2 separate regions of the Homo sapiens genome follow, and region 1 is linked to region 2. The links are chromatin contacts, found by Hi-C or POLR2A ChIA-PET in ENCODE. All regions are on one chromosome and are shown on one strand. Each heading gives the region's core, a stretch centred on a gene start or an enhancer-like site at or near the end of the contact. The rest is flanking DNA. Distances are from core to core; before and after follow the strand shown. Region 1 holds the start of ST8SIA6-AS1 (ST8SIA6 antisense RNA 1). Region 2 holds the start of ST8SIA6 (ST8 alpha-N-acetyl-neuraminide alpha-2,8-sialyltransferase 6).

Evidence for each region. Hi-C counts contacts between places; a loop is a spot of excess contacts on that map. ChIA-PET counts read pairs that join two places held with the same protein, here RNA polymerase II (POLR2A).
Region 1: a loop to region 2 is called in a map of CD4-positive, alpha-beta T cell, with 2.1 times the contacts of the local background. The contact joins the promoter of ST8SIA6-AS1 here to the promoter of ST8SIA6 in region 2. A Hi-C loop is called at or near these places in 2 of 168 maps with a recorded cell type or tissue (CD4-positive, alpha-beta T cell and Caco-2). POLR2A ChIA-PET finds 5 or more read pairs at or near these places in 1 of 52 experiments (WTC11).

The regions. Positions count from the first base shown.
Region 1 is chr10:17,384,424-17,390,518 of GRCh38, reverse strand. It overlaps ST8SIA6-AS1 (ST8SIA6 antisense RNA 1), which reads right to left and starts at 3,583. Exons shown (of 3, transcript NR_034129.1): 1 at 3,444-3,583. The region is part of intron 3 of ST8SIA6 (ST8 alpha-N-acetyl-neuraminide alpha-2,8-sialyltransferase 6); the gene reads left to right.
Region 2 is chr10:17,452,880-17,459,275 of GRCh38, reverse strand. ST8SIA6 (ST8 alpha-N-acetyl-neuraminide alpha-2,8-sialyltransferase 6) reads left to right here and starts at 4,681. Exons shown (of 8, transcript NM_001004470.3): 1 at 4,681-5,121; 2 at 5,619-5,717. The coding sequence starts at 5,021.

The DNA.
Region 1 (6,095 bases), core at 2,334-4,833, 68 kb after region 2:
CTTCACATTTAATTTCCTTTTACAACAAGGGTTTTATTTTCAGAATGTCTGACAGTGTCTCTGAAGTCATTTGGAATATGAGACTGTTCACTCTCAGGCTTACCATTGGGCTCTGAAGCTCCTGTTAATGAGCATGATGGACCTGGGGCCAAACAATGTGTACCAGGGTCAGACCCTGGCAGTGGGACTCAACTTATTTGTCCCTGGATCCGCATTTGTTAAAAATACCATGTAGGGGCCAGGTGCGGTGGCTCATGGCTGTAATCCCAGTGCTTGGGGAGGCAGAGGCTAGAGGATTGCTTGAGGCCAGGAGTTTCAGACCAGGCTTAGCAACATAGCAAAACCCTCATCTCTACAAAAAATAATTAAAATTGGGTGGCATGTGCCTGTAATCCCAGCTACTCAAGAGGCGGAGCCAGGAGGATCGTTTGAACCCAGGAATTCAAGGTTGCAGTGAGCTATGATGGCACCACTTGCACTCCAGCCCAGGGGACAGAGCAAGACCCTGACTCTAAAACTAATTTTTAAAATTAGCTGAATGTGGTGGCTCAGGTCTGTAGTTTCAGCTACTCAGGAGGTTGAGGAAGGAGAATTGCTTGAGCCCAGGAGTTCAAGGCTGCAGTGAGCTATGACTGCACCACTTCGTCCAGCCTGGGTGACAGACCGAAATCCTGTCTCTAAAATCAACCAAAAAACTCCTCAAAACACCATGTAGTTATACTGGCTAAACTTTTATAGGCCCCCAATCCTTTTGAGAACATGATATGTATTCTGAATGCTATCCTAGAAAAATACACACTTGTACAAAATTGTGCTTACAATTTCAGCCAGGTGAACGATTTACCCCCCAGTCTCAGCTGTGACACTCCCTCAGCTTCCCCTGCGCTGCTTACAATCCTATATTTTAGAGGGTTTGCTACATCATCTCCTTCAAAAAAAGGAAATCCAAGTGCTCCATGCCTCATCTACATGGAAGAGGCACTGGTGGCCTGAGACTCTGATTGTTCCTAGAAGGTGCCCAGTCCAATGGTGCTGGACAAAGGATGTGTGTGTGTTGGGCAGGGACACGAGGTTATGCCTGTAACCTCCCTGAAAGGAAATAACCCGAGTTTCATCTTGCTTTATGCTTGCCTGACAACATTTGAAGATGGTTCAGGATAATGTAAACGCCCAGTGGTTTCACCTTGCCCACTGCCTAGACAGAACCGATTTATCAAGACAGGTGAATTGCAATGGAGAAAGAGTAATTCACGCAGAGCTGGCTGTGTGGGAGACCGGAGTTTTATTACTCAAATCAGTCTCCCTGAGCGTTGGATCGGGGATCAGAGTTTTTAGAGATAATTTGGAGGGTAGGCGCTTGGGCAGTGGGGAGTGCTGATGGTCAGGCTGGAGCGAATCAGGGAGTTGAAATGAGTTTTTCTTGCCATCTTCTGTTCCTGGGTGGGATGGCAGAACTGGCTGAGCCAGATTATGAGTCTGGGGGGTGTCAGCTGATCCATCCAGTCTAGGGTCTGAAAAATATCTCAAGTACTGATCTTAGGTTTTACAATAGTGATGGTATCCCCAGGAGCAACATGGGGAGGTTCAGACTCTTGGAGCCAGAGTCTGCATGACCCCTAAACTGTAATTTCTAATCTTGTAGCTAATTTGTTAGTCCTGCAAAGGCAGACTGGTCCCCTGGCAGAAGGGGGTCCTTTCAGGAAAGCGCTATTATCAATTTTGTTTCAGACTCAAACCACGAACTGAATTCCTTCTCAAAGTTAGCTCGGCCTACACCCAGGAATAAACAAGGACAGCTTAAAGATTAGAAGCAAGATGTAGTCAGTTAGGTCTGATTTCTTTCATGTCATAATTTCCTCAGTTATAATTTTCAAAGATGGTTTCAGTAAGAGGTATTGCTGATTTCCACATGCCAATCCTATACAAGGAAGACCCAGTGAGCGGTCTTCCTGCCTTCATGTTTTTCACTTTCTCTTCCTAATAATAATTCTCTTTCTCTCTCTCTCACACACACACTGCTTCTTTTAATGTTAGAAATAGTGTTTATACAGCTGCCTCTAATCCATTCCTTCCCTTCCCTGGGGGTGTTGGAGTTTGATCTGGGGATAAAGAAACCAAGGTAGGTAAACCGGTTTAACTGTTTCTCCACTGAGCCTCTGGGTAAATAGACTAACGATATTTGCTTAGAGGAAGAGACACATCCATTGAGTGTCCCTAGCAGGCTGATCTCTGGCTGAGGTCCTGCTTAAAGTTAATGGAATCCAGGATCCAGGAGGCAGGACTGCCTGGAGAATGGCTCAAAGGCTGTGGAACTCCCTGGGTCTAAAAGAGAAACCGTTTAACAATTTAAAGTTTCCTGCTGTGTGAGGAAGCCCACTGACCTCACCTAGAAACCTCACCTACGATCCTGGGCCATGTGCAGTGTGGGAAGACAGGACTGGGGTGTCCACCCTTGATGTCCCAAGCCTGTCTCTGCTTTGTCTGAGTCTGTTGACATAACCAGAAATTATGTTTTACCAGCTATCTGGGCATGCCTGAGCCCAGTCAGGTCGACACAGAAAATGAACCATTGAAAGCCTTAAACCACACACAGCACAGCTGTCCTAGACGGCCCTCCAGATATACAGTGGGCATTTCATGGGCAAGAAACAAACCTTTGTTTTGTAAAGCAATTGAGAGCTTGGCGTTGTTATCATATCATAGTCTATTCTATCCTGACAAGTAAAAGGAGTTGCAATCTCTCTCCTAGAGTTCAGCAGAAATCTCTTAACTTTTTCACTTCACCTCTAGCCCCATTTCCCCTCATTTCTCTGCAGATCTTTGAAATTATTAGGAAAGCTTGATACTGGCTAAGATCTCTGATTTGGGTTAATCGATGTGACAGCAGTCCAGTCCTGTATGTTAGCTCCGTTTCTCACAGAAGGATAGCCCTATGAAAATCCTAGTTTTCTGGGCCCGGCGCGGTGGCTCACACCTGTAATCCTAGCACTTTGGGAGGCTGAGGCGGGCAGATCACCCGAGGTGGGGAGTTCGAGACCAGCCAGACCAACATGGAGAACCCCCCCCCCCCCGCCCCACCGCCCCGACTAAAAACACAAAATGAGCTGGGTGTGGTGGCGCATGCCTGTAATCCCAGCTACTCGGGAGACTGAGGCTGGAGAATCTCTTGAACCCGGGAGGCAGAGGTTGTGGTGAGCCAAGATCACGCCACTGCACTCCAGCCCGGGTGACGAGAGCGAAACTCCGTCTCAAAAAAAAAAAAAAATTATTGTTTTCTTTTCCTTAAATTCCAACTAGCGGGCCTTAAGCTTGCAAGGGGAATCCACGGTGCTGTGCGTCTTCCACTGGGCCCACTCAATCCACTTTCACCCTCATAGCTTTTCACCCTCCAGTTTCATCTCTGCCTGACTTTTCCCAGGGAGGCTGACGTACGTGGAACTCACCAATAGGTTCTGGGCTCTTTTGCCATCCGGCTTTTCTTTGGAGCAAGGAGGAGCATGAAAAAGAGATCAGAAAGAGGGAGGTGAAAGACCATCCCCAGGGCCTAGAAGCTGGCGGAGGCCTGAATAACTCCTCCCTTCTCAGGCCCAGTCCCAAGGCGCAAGGCGGCTTACGTCATCAGCGTGCGTCAGCAAGATAGCAGAAGCGGGGAGAGAGCTGTTCTGAAGACCCAGAGAGAGGCCTACCGGGTATCACGTAGCAGTAGATACACAGACTGAAACACTTCCTGTTTACGGGAGACTGTAAAACCCCTGCCCGTCCTCATTTGGGGCTGATGCCATTTTAGGCCTCGGCCTGAAATGGCCTGAAGGTCTGCCTTCAGGCATTCATTAAAACTGCCTGTTGCTCCACACTGCCTTGTGTTGTTTGTTGGCGTTCTCTCAGGGTTCGAACCAATACAAGAGCCTTGCAGGAGGAAGGAGAAGAAACTCTGTGTTTGATGTCGTTGCAGGTTAACTACATGCTTTTCTTTCTTTTTTCTTGGAGACAGTCTCACCGTCACCCAGGCTGGAGTGCAGTGGTGCGATGTCGACTCACTGCAACCTCCACCTCCCGGGTTCAAGTGATTCTCCTGCCTCAGTCTCCCCAGTAGCTGGGACTACAGGCGCGTGCCACCACGCCCGGCTAATTTTTGTGTTATTAGTAGAGGCAGGGTTTCACCATATTGGCCAGGCTCCTGACCTTGTGATCGAGCTCCTGACCTTGTGATCGAGCTCCTGACCTTGTGATCGAACTCCTGACCTTGTGATCTGCCCGACTCAGCCTCCCAAAGTGCTGGGATTACAGGTGCGAGCCACCGCGCCCGGCCTGTGTGTATGTGTGTGTGTGTGTGTGTGTGTGTGACAGTCTCACTCCGTCGCCGAGACTGGAGTGCAGTGGCACGAACACAGCTCACTGCAGCCTTGACCTGCTGTATTCAAGCGATCCTCCTGCCTCAGCTTCCTGAATAGCCAGGAAGACAGGTGCGTGCCACCATGGCTGGCTAATTTCTATTTTTTGTAGAGATGGGGTCTTTCTTTGTTGCCCAGGTTGGTCTCAAAACCCTGGGTGCAAGTGATCCTCCTGCCTTGGCCTCCCAAAGTGTTGTGTTTACAGGCACTTGAACCCAGAAAATCTGAGACAGGTCTCAGTTAATTTAGAAAGTTTATTTTGCCAAGGTTGAGAATGCGCCCGTGACACAGCCTCAGGAAGTCCTGACAACATTTCCCCTAAGTAGCTGGGGCACAGCCTGGTTTTATACATTTTAGGGAGGTATGAGACCTCTGTCAGGCTTCTGAGCCCAAGCCTGCACTTATACATCCAGATGGCCTGAGGCAACTGAAGAACCACAAAAAGAAGTGAAAATAGCCAGTTCCTACCTTTACTGATGACATTACCTTGTGACATTCCTTCTCCTGGACAATATGTCTCCAGCTCTCCCCACCAAGCACCTTGTGACCCCTGCCCCCACCTGCAAGAGAATAACCCCCTTTAACTGTCATTTTCCACTACCTACCTAAATCCTATAAAACTGCCCCCACCCCTATCTCCCTTTGCTGACTCCTTTTTCCGACTCACTCCGCCTGCACCCAGGCGATTAAAAAGCTTTATTGCTCACACAAAGCCTGTTTGGTGGTCTCTTCACACAGACACCGTGACAACATCAATCATTATATGTAAGAAGTAATTGGTTTAGTCTGGAAAGGGGGTGACAACTTGAAGCAAAGGCAGGAAGACTCGAAGTGTGGGGGGAACTTCCAGGTCACAAATAGGTGAGACACAAATGGTTGCATTCTTTTGAGTTTCTGATGAGCTTTTCGAAGGAAGGCCATCAGATACGCATCTATCTTAGTGAGGGGAGGGATAACTTGGAATAGAATGGGAGGCAGGTTTGCCCTGAGCAGTTTCCAGCTGGAGTTTCCCTTAGTGATTTTGGAGGCCCAAGATATTTTCCTTTCACATTTCACCCTTTTTCTTTTTTAAAATCTTTTGGAGAAATGATTTTACAAAAAAACAAACAAACAAACAAAAAACAAAACAGACTCTCTGGTTTCAGATTTCATCTGATCTTTCATTGCTAGGATGGTTTACTCCTAGATGGGTAGGTCCCGAAAGTTCATTTTAGCAGGTTGTGAAGTCTCCTGTCCTGTGAAAAGAAAATTAGGGGGAGGAAGGGGGAAAAAGCTACAAACAAAAGAACAATCCTGGAAAAATTGATATAGGCCAATTACTCGGAAGTCCATACATTAGTAAGTAGGTATGAAAGTAGCTTATGTATGTAAATTGGTTGCTGTTATTTTCTTCTTAAGTTTAAATTGTCTGGCTTCAGTTCTCATGGTTTGAAGAAAGCACAGCTTAGATTTTAGTGACTCCAAATTAGGAAAACTGGAAAAAAAAATGAAAACATCATTTTGAAGACTTGCAGCCAAGAAAAATTAGAATTTGGTCCAAACTGTAGAAAATAATAAAAATGGAAAAGAAAACATTAGGCAAGACTAGAATTTAACACGTGTACTATCGTTTTGAAACACAATTTTTTTCTCTCTCCAGTTTCCCATGTTATTAAAGACAAATCATGGTAGCACTGGTTTGCTTATTATACTTGGCCTAATTAT
Region 2 (6,396 bases), core at 3,432-5,931:
AACTCCTAGGCTCAAGCGATCTGCCCACCTCAGCCTCCCAAAGTGCTGGGATTACAGGTGTGAGCCACTGCGCCTGGCCCCCAATCTTCAATATTCCACTAACAGCGGTCAAAAATCTGTAATAAGACATATTTGGAGAGATACTGAGGTCATTGATTTTTTCAAGTCATTTCTACTTTTACTTATGTCCTATGACTTATTGAAAATATGTAGTCTGGCAGGGCGCGGTGGCTTACGCCTGTAATCCCAGCACTTTGGGAGGCTGAGGTGGGCAGATCACGAGGTCAGGAGATCGAGACCATCCCGGCTAAAACGGTGAAACCCCGTCTCTACTAAAAATACAAAAAATTAGCCGGGCGTAGTGGCGGGCGCCTGTAGTCCCAGCTACTTGGGAGGCTGAGGCAGGAGAATGGCGTGAACCCGGGAGGCGGAGCTTGCAGTGAGCCGAGATCCCGCCACTGCACTCCAGCCTGGGCGACAGAGCGAGACTCCGTCTCAAAAAAAAAAAAAAAAGAAAAAAAAAAAAAGAAAATATGTAGTCTTGGTTATCATAGTCTTATAAACGTCCTCCCCAAGGTATAGCTTAATGTTATAAATGACCTATTGTCCTGTAGTCCTCACAAATCTTTAACGTTACAAAAACCAGTCAAGCAGTCTGAAACATCAGAAATCATCCTTTCTAAACAGAGAGGTAAAAATGTCTCCCGAATGAAGAAAAGAGTCTTTGGTGCATCAATTTTTTGTGCGTTTCTCACAGCATTCCTTTTTTTCCTTATATTGAAGATGTTCATATATACCAGTGAGATATATTTGTATCTGCTATGTATTTAGTGTGTATATACATAGTATACATGTATATGCATTCTATATACACATATTTATTTATATAGTGTGTGTATATATACACATAATCTATGTAGAGATATAGCATATCTATGTACACTCATTCACTGTTATATATCAGTAAGAATCTTCAATATAAGGAAAAAAATTATGGAGATACATTATAGCTATCAGTATATATACATACTATGTAAACAAATATATGTATATATAGTTTCTATACATTTATATTATATACATAATATATAATCATGTATATACACAATATAATATAATATACATAATATATATACATAATATTATATAACAATTTGCATATGCATAATTATATGGAATGTATATGCATAGTATATATATACATAATGTATAATGTATATATACATACATATATAGTATAATGTATCTAGTGTGTATATATACATTATATATTATATATGTAGTATATATTATGTATATATGTAGTATATACTATGTATATAATATATACATAATATGTATACATAATACGTATGTGTATACATAATGTGTATACACAATATGTATATAATGCTATATATTCTGTACATTATGTATTATGTATATAGTGTATATACATATATATTATGTATATATCAAATGTCAGGTAGACTCTTGATATTTGTGATTCATCTTTCTGAATCCCCAAATCCACACTTATGGAAATCTTACACGTTTCTAGCTTTCCCCTGAATCATCTTTTTTGTGGAAAGTCACTTGTTAGCCAAATAAGAAACCTTACACTCCAAATCAGAAACTTCAACTTTCAAGATTTCCATAGGCCTGGAGACTTTTTATATATCGAAACTTCCCAATCATTTTTTAAAAGTTATTTTATGAAGGTAAGGACATTCATGATGATGAATAAAGAATAACAAAGACAAAATGAGAGGCCCATGTGGAGTGGACTGGGTGAGTGAGGTAGGCTCGCCACTTACACAAGCTTGGGAGCAGCATCCGGATGTCAACCTGAGTTTACGTTTCAATTCCTGGCCTCAGCAGCATTTCAAATTACTACATGGCATAGATCTTTAGGGTTGCAAGTCAAGCCTGGAAATGTTAAGCTACCAAATGCACACTTTTCCAGTAGTGGTTCTATGGCTAATAATGTTAAGGTATCATTTTCTTGTCAGGTTTCTTTCTCTCTCAAGGATGAGCAAGATAATTCATATCTTACCCACCCAGGTCTTAAATTAGAAAGCTTGTGGTAAAGTTCCCTACTGTCAAATTTTAACACTGGGCTCAGAATTCCCATTGCAAATTTACACTTGTTTTTCCAATTAAAATGGGCTTTTGTGAGTCCCCTGCTGATAGCCATTGGCTTGATAAAAAGTAACTTCATTTGCAGCAAGGGTGTTTAGGGAACCCAGTGCAAGGCTGACTCTTCTGCTGTTGCCTTGAGCCCAGCTGTGCTGAAATATTAAACTTTAGTAAATTAGGTGAAATTGCAGCTTCCTGGCTGATACAATAATGCCTTTTTCTTTTTCTGCAAACCATGTTCAGCATTAGTTTTCTGCACAATTTTCTGCACTGAGATAAAAATTGGAATATCTTTCAAATCCAGGCAACTCTTCATTTTCTAGATGATTGTGCCATATTCTACTTATTTAACAAACGGCTTAAACTTTGAAATATGTAGAACTAGATTTCTGTATTATTCTATCACTACCTGAGTATAGCATTACTTTATGTCATACTCAGATGAAGCAACTGAATCCCTACAAATATTAGTTTTATATAAAAGTAGAAGCCTGTTTTTATTCCTGATTAGTACATATATTAACAGCAGTGATGAGCTATAGAAGGAAATCACATTCCTAGTCACATTTATTTTTAGTTTTTTTGCTCCATTTTCTCTTTAAAAATAACACTAGTTCTTATGTGCTTTTATTCATTGACTAAACATTTATTGATCAATTATTATGTGCAAACTTCTGTTTTGTATTCAACAAGATGTTTTTAGAGTAAATCCGGAATTAGCAGAAAGAGACTAGGGACACTGGTATCTCTTGCCTTGATATATGTTTTCTTGTGATGGAATCTTTGGTGACAGCTTTATTTGGCTGTCTGGCCTGGTTGCTCCCAAATGGCTCTCACTTGGGCCTCTTTCAGGTGAAGACCATATGCTTCTAGGAGATGTCAGTTGAAATATCATATTTTTGTTGCTTGGGAAAGTTAACTCATGAAAGCCTTTTCAAAATTGAAGTCATTTCAAAAGATCTTATCAAGGTACTCCCAAGATGGTGGAATCCAAGGGTTGCATTTGGAAAAATCTCGAAACTATACAAAAGTAAGAGTGAATAATTTTATAAGCCTGCATATAACCACAATGGAATTAAAACCTAGGGAAGTGGCTAAGTGGGGGCTTGGGCAGTCAGGATAGTTTAGGGCATAGAGAGTTGAGACCCACTTTTAAAAAAATAGAGAGCCAGTCTGTTTCATAGTGTCATTGGATCACTCTCCTGCAACAGATGAGATACTCGTAAATGAGATACTAACCAATATGATCTAGACCGTGGTTTAGTTCTGGCTGCCATAAGAAGGATACCATAGGCTGGGTGACCGAAAGAACAGAAATTTATTTTTCACAGTTCTGGAGGGTAAGAAACCCAAGATCAGTGTGCCAGCATGGTCAGGTTCTGGTGAGGGTCCTCTTCCTGCTTGGCAGAAAGCTGCCCTCGTGCTGTGTCTTTACACTGCACAGAGCAGAGAGAGAGGAGGCAAATTCCCCGCTGCCTGCTCTTATGAGGGAACTAATTCCACCAGGAAGCCTCCACCCCATGAACTAATCAGGTATGAAAGGCCCCACCTCCAGATACCACCACATTAGATTGGGGATTTGGGTTTCAACATATGAATTTTGTAGAGACACAAACATTCAGCCCATAGCAGTGTTAAAAGAAAAACATCAGACAAATTAAATTTAGCACAGTTTATTCGAGCAAAGGGTTCATGAATTGGGCAGCACTCACAACCAGAGGAGGTCCAGTGAGGTCCACCCCATGGTGTGAGCAGCAAAGCCTGATAGGCCAAACTCAGAAGCACAGTGGAGAAACTGATTGGCTATAGCTATGCAGGCTGCCTTGTGGGGCCTGGTATAATGAGTTGGTTGCCCATGATTGGCCAGTAGCCCCCTGTTCATTACAGCCTAATGTAGGTTTCCATTGTTAGGTGGGAACTCAACGTACAGAGACAGCCTCAAGCTAATGGCCTCTTGCTTATTTAAGAGCAGTATGCAAACTTTTCCTGGAAAGTTTCAAATGGTAAATATTTTAGGCCCTGTGGGCTATGCCACCTCTGTCATCACTACTCAATTCTGCCCTTGCAGCCCTAGATCATACAGCCATATGCAGTCACTGATAATACAAAGCCATGGGCATGGAGGTTTTCCAATAAAACTATTTGCAAATACAGGCAGGGGCTAAACGGGTCTCCAGGTAGTAATGTGCTCATGCCTAAAGGTCTCCTAGCCCCTCATACCAGTTCGCTGTCCCTCTGAATCTGGGTTGAAGTAAGCACAGGTTACTGCTTCTGTTCAGTGTCATGATCCACCCAGCAATTCCCCAGTCCCCAGCTTTCTTCATGCGTGGGAGGATCCAGCCAAGCGACTGCACAGTTTTGAAAGTTTTTGAAGCGGCCCCTTTTTCTCCTCTCCTCTCTCCGCAGGCAGAGTTGTGGTGTGGCTGGGTGGTCTGCGTGGGCGTCCGGGGGATTCGCGGGCACTCGGGACGAGGCGAGGGCGCAGAAAACTTGGAGCCCAATCAGCACGGAGTTGAGCTTCCGCGCCCCAACCTTCAGGTGACCCCGCGCGGCGGCGGCGGCAGCAGCAGTGGCAGCGGCGACCGGAGCCCGCAGCAGCTCCGAGCGCCTCCGGGAGGACAGGCGGCGAGCTCGGCGAATCGTCATCTGCCAGCCGATCGCGGCGCTCCGCGGGCCGGGGCCGGGAGCCCGGGGCGAGCCCGAACGCGGCTTCTTCTCCGCCCGCCGCGGAGACTCTGCCGGGTGGGCTGCGGGCGCCCCTCGCTGCCGCCTGTGAACGCTGTGGGTGCGCGGGGCTGCGGCCACGGCGGCGGTGGCGGCGGCGGCGGGAGCCGCGAGTCGGGGCCGCCCGGGCTGTGCTTCGCCCCGGCAGCAGCGGTGGCGGCGGCGCCTGTGGCTCAGGATGCGGCCGGGGGGCGCACTGCTCGCCCTGCTCGCCAGCCTGCTGCTGCTGCTGCTGCTGCGCCTGCTCTGGTGCCCGGCAGACGCGCCCGGCCGCGCCAGGTAACCCACCCACCCGCCGGCCGCGCCCCGCGCCGCGCGCCCCGCCTGGCGCCCCCGGACCCCCAAGCCGCCCATCGCTTCCCCTCGGGCGCGGAGACTTTTGGCCGCGGCGGGGAGCAGCCCACGGGCGGCGACGGCCTGAGAGTGGAGTGGGGGAGGGGGTCGCAGGGAGGCGACCCTCCGACCGGTGGACGGCGGCTGGGGAGCAGAGGGACCGGTCAGGGCTGCGGGGGCTCTAGCGCGCATCGCTGTGGGCGAGGCAGCTGTGGAGCGGGACCTGCCGTCGGGTTCCGCATCAGGATCTCATGCTCCCCATTCTGGTCCTTGCTGTCTCTTCCTTCCCGCCCTAAGGCTCTTCCAACTCTGGGGCTGGGGACCTGGCCTGGGAGCCGGGGAGTGCGAGATCTCCCTGCCAGGCAAGGAGCGCGACTCCCAGCCTTTCAGCCAACAGCTCCCGGCGGGGTGTAGCAACTTAAGTTTTCTCCCCGGCTGTGCAGGATTCTGGTGGAGGAAAGCAGGGAGGCCACCCACGGCACCCCCGCAGCGCTGAGGACGCTCCGGAGCCCGGCGACCGCGGTACCGCGCGCCACTAACAGGTACAGCGGCGCCCAGCGCGGGCGGACTGGGGCTCGGGAGCTGCGAGCCGGGCATGGGGCGCGGCTGCACCGGCTTGGACTCGTTGGGAGTAGGCAGGCTGGGACGGCGCGAGTGAGTGTAAGAGTGTGCGTGTGTTTGAAGAGGGCGCGGGGTTGGGGGGGGGCACCCTTCACACTCCCTCAACCCTCTAAGCCTGGATGTGAATGGTCTTTGAATCAAGGGGGATCCTCCAGCAGCTGCATTTGAAAAACGGGTGCTGAGTTTTCCTCTCGACAATGGTGTGTTGAAAGCACCCCCGCCCCCGACCCCGCCACCTTTGGAGAGAAGCAGCTCAGCCTGTCTTTATGGAGGGATTTGGTTGGTTTGCTTTTTCTTTTCTATGCTTTAAAGGGCACCGGTGTTAAGATTCAGGTTTGTTTTGCGTGCTAGGAATGATTTTGTCCTTAGTGACTGGAGGCTTAAATTTTTTTTCTTATCATTCACATGTGTTTTTATTCATAGGCAGTAATTGTTTTTTTTTCAGATTGTAAAAGTAATACAGCTTTGTGCAGAAAGTTAGAAAATAGAACTGTATAAAAGAAAATGTTATTCATTCAGAGTCCTTACCTCTCAGAGACCATATTCAAGGTGGTTTTGGTCTATATTTCTTCCAGTAGTCTTTTCTATATACATATATTT